Regions from separate parts of the Homo sapiens genome. Here region 1 is linked to region 2. A link is a contact called in ENCODE POLR2A ChIA-PET data. All regions are on one chromosome and are shown on one strand. The core of a region is the stretch at or near the end of the contact, and the rest is flanking DNA. Distances in the headings are between cores, read along the strand shown. Region 1 has its middle 26 kb from the start of SEH1L. Region 2 overlaps SPIRE1 (spire type actin nucleation factor 1).

What was found. ChIA-PET counts read pairs that join two places held with the same protein, here RNA polymerase II (POLR2A).
Region 1: POLR2A ChIA-PET joins it to region 2 with 10 read pairs in BJ. The contact joins two enhancer-like sites. POLR2A ChIA-PET finds 5 or more read pairs at or near these places in 2 of 52 experiments (BJ and activated T-cell).

The regions. Positions count from the first base shown.
Region 1 is chr18:12,919,083-12,925,183 of GRCh38, forward strand. No RefSeq gene overlaps it. Among named protein-coding and RNA genes, the nearest start is that of SEH1L, 26 kb to the right of the region's middle. Within about 2 kb of position 2,214, at least 3 of the 41 ENCODE cell types and tissues checked have a DNase peak (open chromatin) inside an H3K27ac peak, as active enhancers do.
Region 2 is chr18:12,469,034-12,475,010 of GRCh38, forward strand. The region is part of intron 10 of SPIRE1 (spire type actin nucleation factor 1); the gene reads right to left. Among named protein-coding and RNA genes, the nearest start is that of PRELID3A, 64 kb to the left of the region's middle. Within about 2 kb of position 1,810, at least 2 of the 41 ENCODE cell types and tissues checked have a DNase peak (open chromatin) inside an H3K27ac peak, as active enhancers do.

The DNA of each region.
Region 1 (6,101 bases), core at 964-3,463, 450 kb after region 2:
AACCTTCAGCTTGGTATAATGCTTATAAAATTTATTAGATTTGAATAAATAAATTGAAGAGAACCCTGGTTTGGAAATTCAAACATACATATACGTGACTATGGGAGAGAAAGGTACAATGAACTGTGATTTGGTAAAATGTCACATTAAAGAATTATTATTTTATAACTTTAGCAGCTTTAATAAAAGCTGCTAAAAATAAACTCAAGATGGATCAAGGATTTAAATCTAAGACCTGAAACTATAAAAATTCTGGAAGATAACATCAGAAAAACCCTTCTAGGCCGGGTGCAGTGGCTCACGCCTGTAATCCCAGCACTTTGGGAGGCCAAGATGGGCGGATCACGAGGTCAGGAGATCGAGACCGTCCTGGCTAACATGGTGAAACCCCGTCTCTACTAAAAATACAAAAAATTAGCCGGGCACGGTGGTGGGCGCCTATAGTCCCAGCTACTCGGGAGGCTGAGGCCGGAGAATGGTGTGAACCCGGGAGGCGGAGCTTGCAGTGAGCTGAGATTGCGCCACTGCACTCCAGCCTGGACGACAGAGCGAGACTCTGTCTCCAAAAAAAAAAAAAAGAAAAAGAAAAACCCTTCTAGACATTGGCTTAGGCAAAGATTTCATGACCAAGAACCCAAAAGCAAATGCAATAAAAACAAAAATAAATAGCTGGGACTTAATTAAACAAAGAGCTTTTGCACGGCAAAAGGAATAGTCAGCAGAGTAAACAGGCAATCAACAGAGTGGGAGAAAATCTTCACAATCTATACATCTGCAAAGGACTAATATCCAGAATCTATAATGAACTCAAACAAATTAGGAAGAAAAAAACAAACAATCCCATCAAAAAGTGGGCTAAAGGACATGAACAGACAATTCTCAGAAGAAGATATACAAATGGCCAACAAACATATGAAAAAATGCTTAACATCACTAATTATCAGGGAAATGCAAATCAAAACCACAATGCGATACCACAATGTGATACCACAATCCTGCAAGAATGGCCATAATAAAAACAATTGAAAAATAATAGATGTTGGCATGGATGCGGTGAACAGGGAACGCTTCTACACTGCTGGTGGGAATGTAAACTATACAGCCACTGTGGAAAACAGTGTGGAGATTCCTTAAAGAACTAAAAGTGGAACTACCATTTGATCCAGCAATCCCACCACTGGGTATCTATCAGAGGAAAACAGTCATTATACGAAAAAGATACTTGCACACGCATGTTTATAGCAGCACAATTCACAATTGCAAAAATGTGGAACCAACCCAAATGCCCATCAATCAACAAGTGGATAAAGAAACTGTGATATATACATATATATATACATACATATATAATATATATATACATATATATATATATACAATGCAATACTACTCAACCATAAAAAAGGATGAATTAATGGCATTTGCAGCAACCTGGATGAGACTGGAGACTATTATTCTAAGTGAAGTAACTCAGGAATGGAAAACCAAACATCATATGTTCTCACTCATAAGTGGGAGCTAAGCTATGAGGATGCAAAGGCATAAGAATAACACAATGGACTTTGGGGGATAAAGGGCAAGGGGTGGGAAGGGGATGAGGGATAAAATACTACAAATTAGGCCAGGCACGGTGGCTCACGCCTGTAATCCCAGCACTTTGGGAGGCCGAGGTGAGGTCAGGAGTTCAAGACCAGCCTGCCCAACACGGTGAAACCCCATCTCCACTAAAAATACAAAAATTAGCCGGGCATGGTAGCAAGCACCTGTAATCCCAGCTATTTGGGAGGTTGAGGCAGGAGAATCGCTTGAACCCGGGAGACGGAGGTTGCAGTGAGCCGAGATCGTGCCACTGCACTCCAGCCTGGTTGACAGAGCGAGACTCAGTGAAAAACAAACAAACCTACAAATTGGGTGCAGTGCGTACTGCTCGGATGATAGGTGCACCAAAATCTCAGAAATCAGCGCTAAAGAACTTATTCATGTAACCAAACGGCACCTGTTTCCCAGTAACCTATGGAAATAAAAATTAAAAAAAAAAATAAATAAAAGCTGCTGAAACCACTTAGCCTCCTTCACAGTGAAAATGGTGCTATGTTTTTCACGCCTATTTGCAAACTTTGTGCCAAACTAAATGTTAACAAGAACTTTAAAGAAAAGTTTCACCTCCAAACCACAAACAGTGCTCTGAAAGTGCAAAAACAGCAAAAAGTCAAACACAAACAAGCCTAAAGCTTTGTGAGGCCAGAAGAAACCACAGGTCATAGAAAAATACACTTTCCCTTTCACACTCTCAGTATCATACTCGGGGGCTGTCATGAGAGCGAGGGTGTCTGGGCTTAATACAGTCACCTTGCAGCACCTAAGCCATGACACCTCAGCTATCTGCGTGTAGCACAAGGAGGACACCGAACAGGGATGGAATGTGCACATCACTGAGAGCGTTTTTATGTTGACTTTCCTCTCTGTATCAGCACCAGAACGTCTTCCTGTTAGCTTCAGTGGTCTCTGTGTTGTCAAGGAAAATGACCCACAGTAACTGTCTACTCACCAGCTTTGCCTAAGTCACACTTATAAGGCTCTTGATGCGTAACAGGCTTATTAGTTTCCAAGCAGGTAGCATTGATTGGTAAAGGAGGAAAAGACTCCCCATTTATGCTATCAATCAGCCTCTCTTACAGTAATCTTTTAGGCATTTCAACAGCAAAATAGGCAGGTGTTTACCAAAAAAGCCTTCATAAGCACATCAAAGTTCATATTTTAGCTGCTTAAGAAAAAAAATTAACTATGGGACATTTCCATAAACAATAGACCAGGCACGGTAGCTCATGCCTGTAATCCCAGCACTCTGGGGGGCCGAGGCAGGTAGATCGTCTGAGGTCAAGAGTTCTAGGCCAGCCTGGCCAACATGGTGAAACTCTGTCTCTACCAAAAATACAAAACATTAGCTGGGCGTGGTAGTGCACGCCTGTAATCCCAGCTACGTGGGAGGCTGAAGCATGAGAATCACTTGAACCCGGGAGGTGGAGGTTGCAGTGAGCTGAGATCACACCACTGCACTCCAGCCTGGGCAACAAAGTGAGACTCCATCTCAATAAATAAATAAATAAATAAATAAATAAATAAATAAATAAATAAATATTTTGTCTTAATGACTCATTTGCAGAAGTCAATGTATCACTCAAGGCAATGAAGTTTAGCATTATAGAGTTCAAGATCATATACAAAGACCTGTCCTCAAATTCCCCTCAAATGAAAAACAGTATGCCAGTAAGCTTAGTAAATAATTCGTGGAAAAAAAAATACATCTCTAGAAAATGATTTTTTTAAATTTTATTCATTAGATTGCACTGTTTATAACAGCAACAAATTGGATGCCTGCCAGTAGAAAACTGGTTAAAATACTGGCACATAGTAAATGCTCACTAAATGCTTACTGAATGAATACATGAATGATAACAGTTTCCATTGCTTCCAAAGCTCCCTTGCTTCCCTCCTATTCTCTAGGCTCCTGTTGATTCTGTGAGCTCCAAAAGCTCTCCAGTAAATCTTGTCTCTGTTTATGATTGCAACCCAAAAAAGCTGATGGATACATAATATTAAATGTGGTAAAAAACCAAATTCACTTTATACCAATTCCATTCTACAAACAATATTATATTTCAGTTCAATATAATTATAAAGGTATAGTTTTAGAATTAGTTCCGTTGTTTCCTGATATACCAAATCCTACTTCAACCCTTAAGAGGTTTAAAAATAAAGTGAGGTCTCTTCACTTGACATATGTATCAGAATGGAACACTGGTAATTAGAAGACTTATCAGAGATCATAAGCTCCAATGGACAGAGATGTCCCAGACAGTCACAAGGTGAAAAAAGGTACACCAGTGACAATTAGGAAGACGCACAGGTTGGTGGTAGGCATATTGATTTAGTCGCAAGTAGAATTGGCCAAGTAGGACAATGAAGAAGGATACTGAAGGATATTGAAAGGATACTGAAAAACAGGGTCAAGGAAAGCAGAAGGCGCTCTTTACTGGAGGACTTAATACAAAATAGGTAGCAGGGAAACCCAAGATTATCCTATTCAAAATATGGGACCTGAAGGGCAGATCTAGTAGGGGAAAGCAGTTCTATGCTGTAACTTACACTCCACAAGTACTGCCATCCAAATAGCCTGTATTTGGGCTGGGTGCCGTGATTCACACTTGTAGTCTCAGCGCTTTGGGAGGCTGAGGCGGGAGAATCATTTGAAGCCAGGAGTTAAAGACCAGCTTGGGTAACAAAGTGAGAGCCCATCTGTACAAAATAAAAAGTTAGCTGGGGCCAGGCGCTGTGGCTCATGCCTGTAATCCCAGCACTTTGGAAGACCGAGGCAGGTGGATCACCTGAGGTCAGGAGTTCGAGACCAGCCTGGCCAACATGGTAAAACCCCATCTCTACTAAGAATATAAAAATTAGCCGGGCGTGGTGGCACGCGCCTGTAATCCCCGCTACTCAGGAGGCTGAAGCAGAAGAATTGCTTGAATCCGGGAAATAGAGATTGCGGTGAGCCGAGATTGCGCCACTGCACTCCAGCCTGAGAGACAGAGTCAAAACAAAACAAAACAAAAAACAAAAAACAAAAAAACAAAACAAAAAAACAACCAAAAAAAAAACTTTAAGATAAAAGAATGTATGAGTTGGCTTTCATTCATTTATGGTTTGAACAAATATATTTGCATTTGCCAAGATGTATTAGTCCCTTATTCTACCTTGATAAAACCATGATCCGGGTGCAATGAGGCATGAGAAACCTTGGCAGCAATTGCCTTCATGCTGTCCAGAGGCAGAAACATTGTTTCTAGGTGGGAGCTCCTGATTCCAAACCTCTCACCTGGAAGTGACCTTGAGTGGGTGATAAAATCTCCCTTCTCACCTCCATCTTTTACATTGAAAACACCCTTAATTTCAGTGAGAAATGGAATCAGTATAATGATGGATGAATCACAAATACACACACACACACACACACACACACACACACACACACACACGTGACCCTCTTGCCTCAGCCCCTCAAGTAGCTGGGATTACAGGCGCCTGCCACCACACCTGGCCTAAAAAAAACTAAGGTTTGTTTTTTAATTTCATTTCATTAGTACTGCAGATTACTCCATGAATATTGAGTTACTATTAACAAGTTCTGTAAGTTGACTGGAAAACATCTATCATAAGACAGGGCAGCCACTAATGGGCAGAAACAGGAGCCATGCAGAAGAATCCATTACGTTGTCCTCCAGCGTCACTGAGAAAAATGCCTGTATGATAATTCATTGTGAAGGGCTGGACTCTACAGGACTTTATAAATACCAATGTCAGCGTATCCATTCATCACATAGAGTGGCTAATATATATTTTTCATGCAACTTTCTAAGAATTAAAATGTATTCATATAGAAAAATATCTGTCATTTATTTTTGTTGGATTCTAATTTATAATCATGAAAATCAATAATCTAATTTGAATTTACTTGCTCTTCTTACCATCATCTAAATCATTATTAAATGAAGCCAAGTGATATGCTTCTCTTCATCTCTAAGTGGAAATGCACATTCAATTTATTTTAAAACATTTTGCAAAGCAACATCACTTTCGGAAAACACTTAATAATTGCCTGGCAAATTATTCTCTACGGCCTAGTGCTATTCTTGTTGAATTCAAGAGCTCGATGCAGGAAAACCTCGGGGGACTGAATAAAGAGCATCCTCCTGTTCTAAAGACGGGCCAAAGGGAAAGAAGCCCAGATTCCACAATCTTTCTCCCAAAACTTGAACGTTCAATTAGCTAAGTTTAGCTGCCCTGGCCCTTCTTGTGCTAAGCTTGGTTTGTTCCCATCTCTCTGTTGCACTCAGGAGCTGAAGGTGCCCTTTTCCATGCAGCATAGACATAGTTGTGGAGGCACGGGGGAGACAGGGCACCCTGCTACGGGAGGGTCTGAGGACACAGTGCTGCCTGCAAATCCTGTGCTCAGCATGGCTCTTCCTAGTTCAGCACAGGAACTGCTTGCCCTTCTTCTGTGTCCCCAAACCTAGAGGAGATATTCAAAATATGTAAGGGCCAGG
Region 2 (5,977 bases), core at 560-3,059:
AGCCTGAGTGACAGAGCGAAACCCTGTCTCGAAAATAAAAGTCTAAGAAAGTCTTTCCTGAATCTCCGTTTTAAAGTAACACTAAAAATTTGCAGATATGGTTCTAGGGGAATTAACATTTCAGTTTAGGTGAATTTAAAGGTAACATTTTGATTTTTAAAATCTTTTTATTTATTATTATTATTTTGAAACTGAGTCTTGCTCATTCACCCAGGCTGGAGTGCAGTGGTGTGATCTCAGATCACTGCAATTTCCGCCTCTTGGGTTCAAGCGATTCTCCTGCCTCAGCCTCCCTAGTAGCTGGGATTATTGGCAAGTGCCACCATGCCTGGCTAATTTATATATATATTTTTAGTTTTGCCATGTTGGCCAGCCTGGTCTCAAACTCCTGACCTCAAGTGATCCTCCCGCCTTGGCCTCCCAAAGTGCTGGGTTTACAGATGTAAGCCACTACGCCCAGCCACATTCTGATTTTTTAAAATCCTAATAATGCTGAATGCTTTTATTTCATGCTTACTCTTTATATATATAAATTATATATATTATATATAGTATATATTATTTATATATTTATTTATATTTATATAAATGTAATTATTTATATTTATATAAATATATTATTTACATATAATTTATATATTATATATAACATATATAATTTGTATAATTTATATAAATATATTTATATAAATATAATTATATATTATATATAATATAATTATATATATACACATATACACTTTACGAGGTCTCATGAGACTCTTATAGATGCAACTGAGGCAAAAGTAAGCACATTTGGAGTACTAGATTTTGGCACTCAGAGGGTGCATTCTCTATTTAAAAAGCATATACTCAAGATTTAAAAATAACATAAGAAAACCACATAACATATTAATTTTTATGTTCATTAATTAACTAGTTAATTAGAGACAAGTTCTCACTCTGTTGCCCAGGCTGGAGTGCAGTGGTGCAATCATGGCTCACTGCAGCCTTGACCTCCAGGGCTCAAGTGATCTTCCCATCTCAACCTTCCAAGTAGCTGGGACTACAGACATGTGCCACCATGCCCAGCTAACTTTTAAAAAACATTTGTTGTAGAGACGGGGTCTCACTATGTTGCCCAGGCTGGTCTCGAACTCCTTAGCCTCAAGTGATCCTCCCACCTTGGCCTCCAAAAGTACTAGGATTACAGGCATAATCTTATACTGGCCACCATGTGTGGCCAGTATATTAATTTTTTAAAAATGCTTTTCCAAGAAGGAAATAACTAAGGTTTGACATTAGCATCTGATGTACCTTGATTACCCAATGCACATACAATATACTGAAATGTTACAGATATAAAGAATTGTTTTAAATTTTACGTTGCTCCCCCAGAAGTGTTAATGGCCCACTGTCCCTGAATACCCACAACAGGCAGCTGCACACAATTTTCTGATTGCTTAAAATGAATCTTCTCCAGGATTAGTTCTTGCCCCAGAGGAATCACACTAACCTCTGCTAGCATATCTTGGGTAACTTAGACACTCAGAAGGAGAGCCAGGGAACTGTTAACAGTCAGGTCTCCTGAGAGAAGGGTGTGTGAGTACACACGTGTGTGCATATGTGTGGGTACATGCATGTGCATGTACAGACTCCTGTTTGCTGCATACCCTCTCGTGTCTATTCCAACTGCCTAATCACTTTTTGCTTATCTGGGGAATTCTGATGGGTCTCTGACATTTCTAGAACATCAGTCTCTTCTACTGCCTGGCCTGCTTCCCGAAATCTGCTTGTGTTTTTTGTCTGATCTCAGAGGCTGGCTGATCCTCACTGAGTTAGGGCTTCTCTAGCTCAGAACCATGGCTGCAGGAAAGCCTCTCGCACTGCTGCTTTGCTCCAGGGCTCACTGGTGCCGAATACTGCCAGAGTATAGTTTCAGGGGCCAGTCTGGGCACGTAACTCACTTAACAGGAATGGAAATCTTCCTCCTCCTGAAAAGAGGATCAAGCAGGGCTCAGACACAGCTCCTTTGCTTAGCTTTCCTACTGGAAGCTTTGATATGGCTACAATCAAAACTCATCTTTCAGTAAAAAAAAAAAAAAAAAAAAGTTACCAAGATAGGCTAGCAAAGGTTATTAAAGATAACAAGAGACACTGAAGTTAGGTTTCCAGGAACTGAAGAAAAGAGTAATGGAAAGAAGGTCTGGGTGTGGGGGTCTAATTTTATAGGGGATCTGTGACTAAAACACTGTATGGCTTTTCTAACTCAGTTTCTACCTGGCTAGGGGCTCAGTTTTCTCACTGAAAAGTAATGATGCTGGACAAAATTTCTAAGGCCCCTTCCAGTTAAAAAAATACTGGTTTCTTTCTTTTTTTTTTTTTTTTGGACACTAGAGTCTTGCTCTTCAAGAGATTCTCATGTCTCAGCCTCCCAAATAGCTGGGATTACAACCATGCACCACCATGCCTAGCTAATTTTTGTATTTTTAGTACAGATGGGGTTTCACTATGTTGGCCAGGCTGGTCTTGAACTTCTGGCCTTAAGTGATCCGTCCGCCTCAGCCTCCCAGTGCTGGGATTACAGGCGTGAGCCACCATGCCCAGCCTTTGTTCTTTTCTTTAATTCAGGCATTCTCATGTACCGTGAGAATACTAGCAAGTTCATGAGATACATGGACTTCAGAGTTAGACAGACTTGGGTTTCAAATCTAACTTTATCATTTACTAACTCTTTGAACCTAGGCAACCATTTCATGTGCCTGTTTTGTTATCTTCTTCTTCTTTTTTTGGAGAGAGTCTTGCTCTGTCACCCCTGTTGGAGTGCAATGACACAATCTCGGCTCACTGCAACCTCCGCCTCTGGAGTTCAAGTGATTCCCATGCCTCAGCCTCCCGAGTAGCTGGGATTACAGGTGTGCACCACCACACCGGGCTAATTTTTCTCTTTTTAGTAGAGATGGGGTTTTGCCATGTTGGCCAGGCTAGTCTTCAACTCCTGACCTCAAGTGATCTGCCCACCTTGGCCTCCCAAAGTGCTGGGATTATAGGTGTGAGCCATTGCGCATGGCCAGTTTTCTTATATTTTATACAAGGATCATAGCTGCTATCTATGGTCTTTGTGAAGACAAACTGATTTATATCTAAAGTCTAACAGAGGCTGGGCATGGTGGCTCATGCCTGTAATCCTAGCACTTTGCGAGGCCGAGGCAAGAGGAATGCTTGAGACTGGGAGTTCAAGACCCCTGTCTCTATAAAAAAATAAAAACAAACAACTAAAAACCCCAGCAACAATGAAAGTCTAACACAGGGTTAGCTCAATACAAAACCATTATAGCGACACCATGCCCTGTGCTTTTTTTTTTTTTTTTTTGAGACAGGGTCTCACTCTACCACCCAGGCTGGAGTGTAGTGGTACAATCACAGCTCACTGCAGCCTTGACCTCCTGGGCTTAGGTGATCCTCCCACCTCAGCCTCCCAAGTAGCTGCGATTACAGGGATATGCCACCATGCCAGACTAAGTTCTTGTATTTTTAGTAAAAGTGGGGTTTTGCCATGTTGCCCAGGCTGGTCTTGAACTCCTGGGCTCAAGTGATCCGCCTGCCTCAGCCTCTCAAAGTGCTGGGATTACAGGTGTGAGTCACTGTGGTTGGTCTTTTTTTTGCGGGGGGGGACTTGCTCTGTCACCCAGGCTGGAGTGCAGTGGCAATGATTATAGCTCACCACAGCCTTTAACTCCTGGGCTCAAGTGATCCTCCTGCCTCAGCCTTCCAGTAGCTAGGACTACAGGTGTGCACCAAATGAAGTCTCACTCTGTCGCCCAGGCTGGAGTGCAGTGGCGTGATCTTGGCTCACTGCAACCTCCACCTCCTGGGTTCAAGCAATTCTCCTGCCTCAGTCTCCCAAGTAGCTGGGATTACAGGCATGCATCACAAAGCCTGGCTATTTTTTTTGTATTTTTAGTAGAGATGGGGTTTTGCCATGTTGGCCAGGCTGGTCTTAAACTTCTGAACTCAAGTGATCCACTCACCTTGGCCTCCCAAAGTACTGGGATTACAGGCGTGAGCCACCACACCCAGCCAAATTTTTGTAGAGATGGGGGTCTTGCTATGTTGCTCAGGCTGGCCTCAAACTCCTGATCTCGAGCTATCTGACTGGCCTGGCCTCCCAGAGTGCTGGGATTATAGCTGTGAGCCACCCACCTGGCTCATTATAGCTTTCTTTAAGGCACTTAGCAGTATGTATCAAAAGCTACACAAATGTGCATTCTTTCACCCAGAAAATTCAGTTCTGGCAAAAAAAAAAAATTGAGAAAGAAACAAAAGCAAAAATATAACAATGTTCACATAGTGTTGCTCTTAATAATGGTAGAAAACTGGAAAATGAAAGCAAAAACATAATGTTCACAATAGTGTTGCTCTTTATAATGGTAGAAAACTGGAAACAGCCTAAATCTTAAAAAATAGAGGACTGAGTAAATAAAATACAGTAGGTTATTACTGTGGAATACCACACAGCTATCAGGCATCATGTTGGAAAAGGACATTTAATCAAATGGAAATTGCTCATATTTTGTTAATTAAAAAGCAAGTCAGTGTCTTTGTTCTTAAAAGAATTAAGGAGTTTTTTCTTTTTATATAAAACAGTTGAGTTTGTAATTGATAATGTAAATAATTAACATCATTCTAATTTCATGAGTATTTGATCTACAATAATATATTAACTGATTACAAAGAAATTCAGAACTAAATAAGGGTTATTTAAGCAGTAAACTGTTCTGTGTGATAATTTGGACCCACATTTAAGTTAACCCCCAAACACAGCAATGTGTGGTAAGAAGTTTCTGGTGGATGTCATCAAATGAAAACTCTGCAGGGGAGCACAGCTGATATTGTGGAATGGTGGAAGGTATCTCTTAAAAGAATATAGAGTTTCTATGGAAAAGGAGATTAAATAAGATCACGTATATATACAGAGTTTACCATACAGTAGGTATTATGGTGGCTAGAAAGCATTTATTAAAATGTAAAACAAACAAACCAAAAAAACCCCACAAAAACCAAAAACATTGCTAGAATGAGTCCTGATAAGTTAACAGGTGAAATTTACATACACGTGACAGCATTTCCTATATCAAGAGTGAATAAAGTGTTCAGTTTACAGTTGGAAGTGTCACTGCTTCCTCTTCAAGGGGAAATTCTGGTGTCTCCTTCAATTGTTCTGTGGGCTTCATTACAGAGAGTGGACAAAGAGGCTCATGCAAGGGGCAGCAGAGGCAGGTGGACTCCACTGGTGAGTTCAGTGCCAGCTGAGTACTGACTCAGCAGTGGGCCACTCCCTCTTGGAATGGAAAAGAAATTTCACATTGCTCTATGAGGCCTTCAGGAGGCCCTGAAGGATGGGAAGGGTGGGTGGTGGTGGGTGGGGAAGGCTCTAGTCCCCATCTCCATTTCCAGCTGATTGACACTGTACTTCTGTGTAAGTCTGGTGTCAAGAAAAAGTTTTGGCACTTAAAAACATGTTTGGGCCCAGGTGTGGTGGCTCATGCTTGTAATCCCAGCACTTTGGGAGGCCGAGGTGGGCAGATAACCTGAGGTCAGAAGTTCGAGACCAGTCTGGCCAACATGGTGAAACCCTATCTCTACTAATATTACAAAAACTAGCTGAGTGTGGTGGTGGGCACCTGTAATCCCAGCTACTCGGGAGGCTGAAGCAGAATTGCTTGAACCCGGGAGTCGGAGGATGCAGTGAGCTGAGGTCGCTCCACTGTGTTCCAGCCTTGGCAATGTAGTGAGGCTCCATCTCAAAAAACCCCCCCAAAAAACCATGTTTGGAAGCCAGCCATTAAATTTGAGGAGGAGAGGGAAAATGGGGAAGTAGGTGATACAACTGAGAAGCAGGAAGAAAAAGAATAAAGTCAACCTTTTTGAGACTGCCCTTTATTTGTTCTCTACTGTCTTCTACAGCCCTGAGTCTTCACTTGGTCTTTGCTCATGG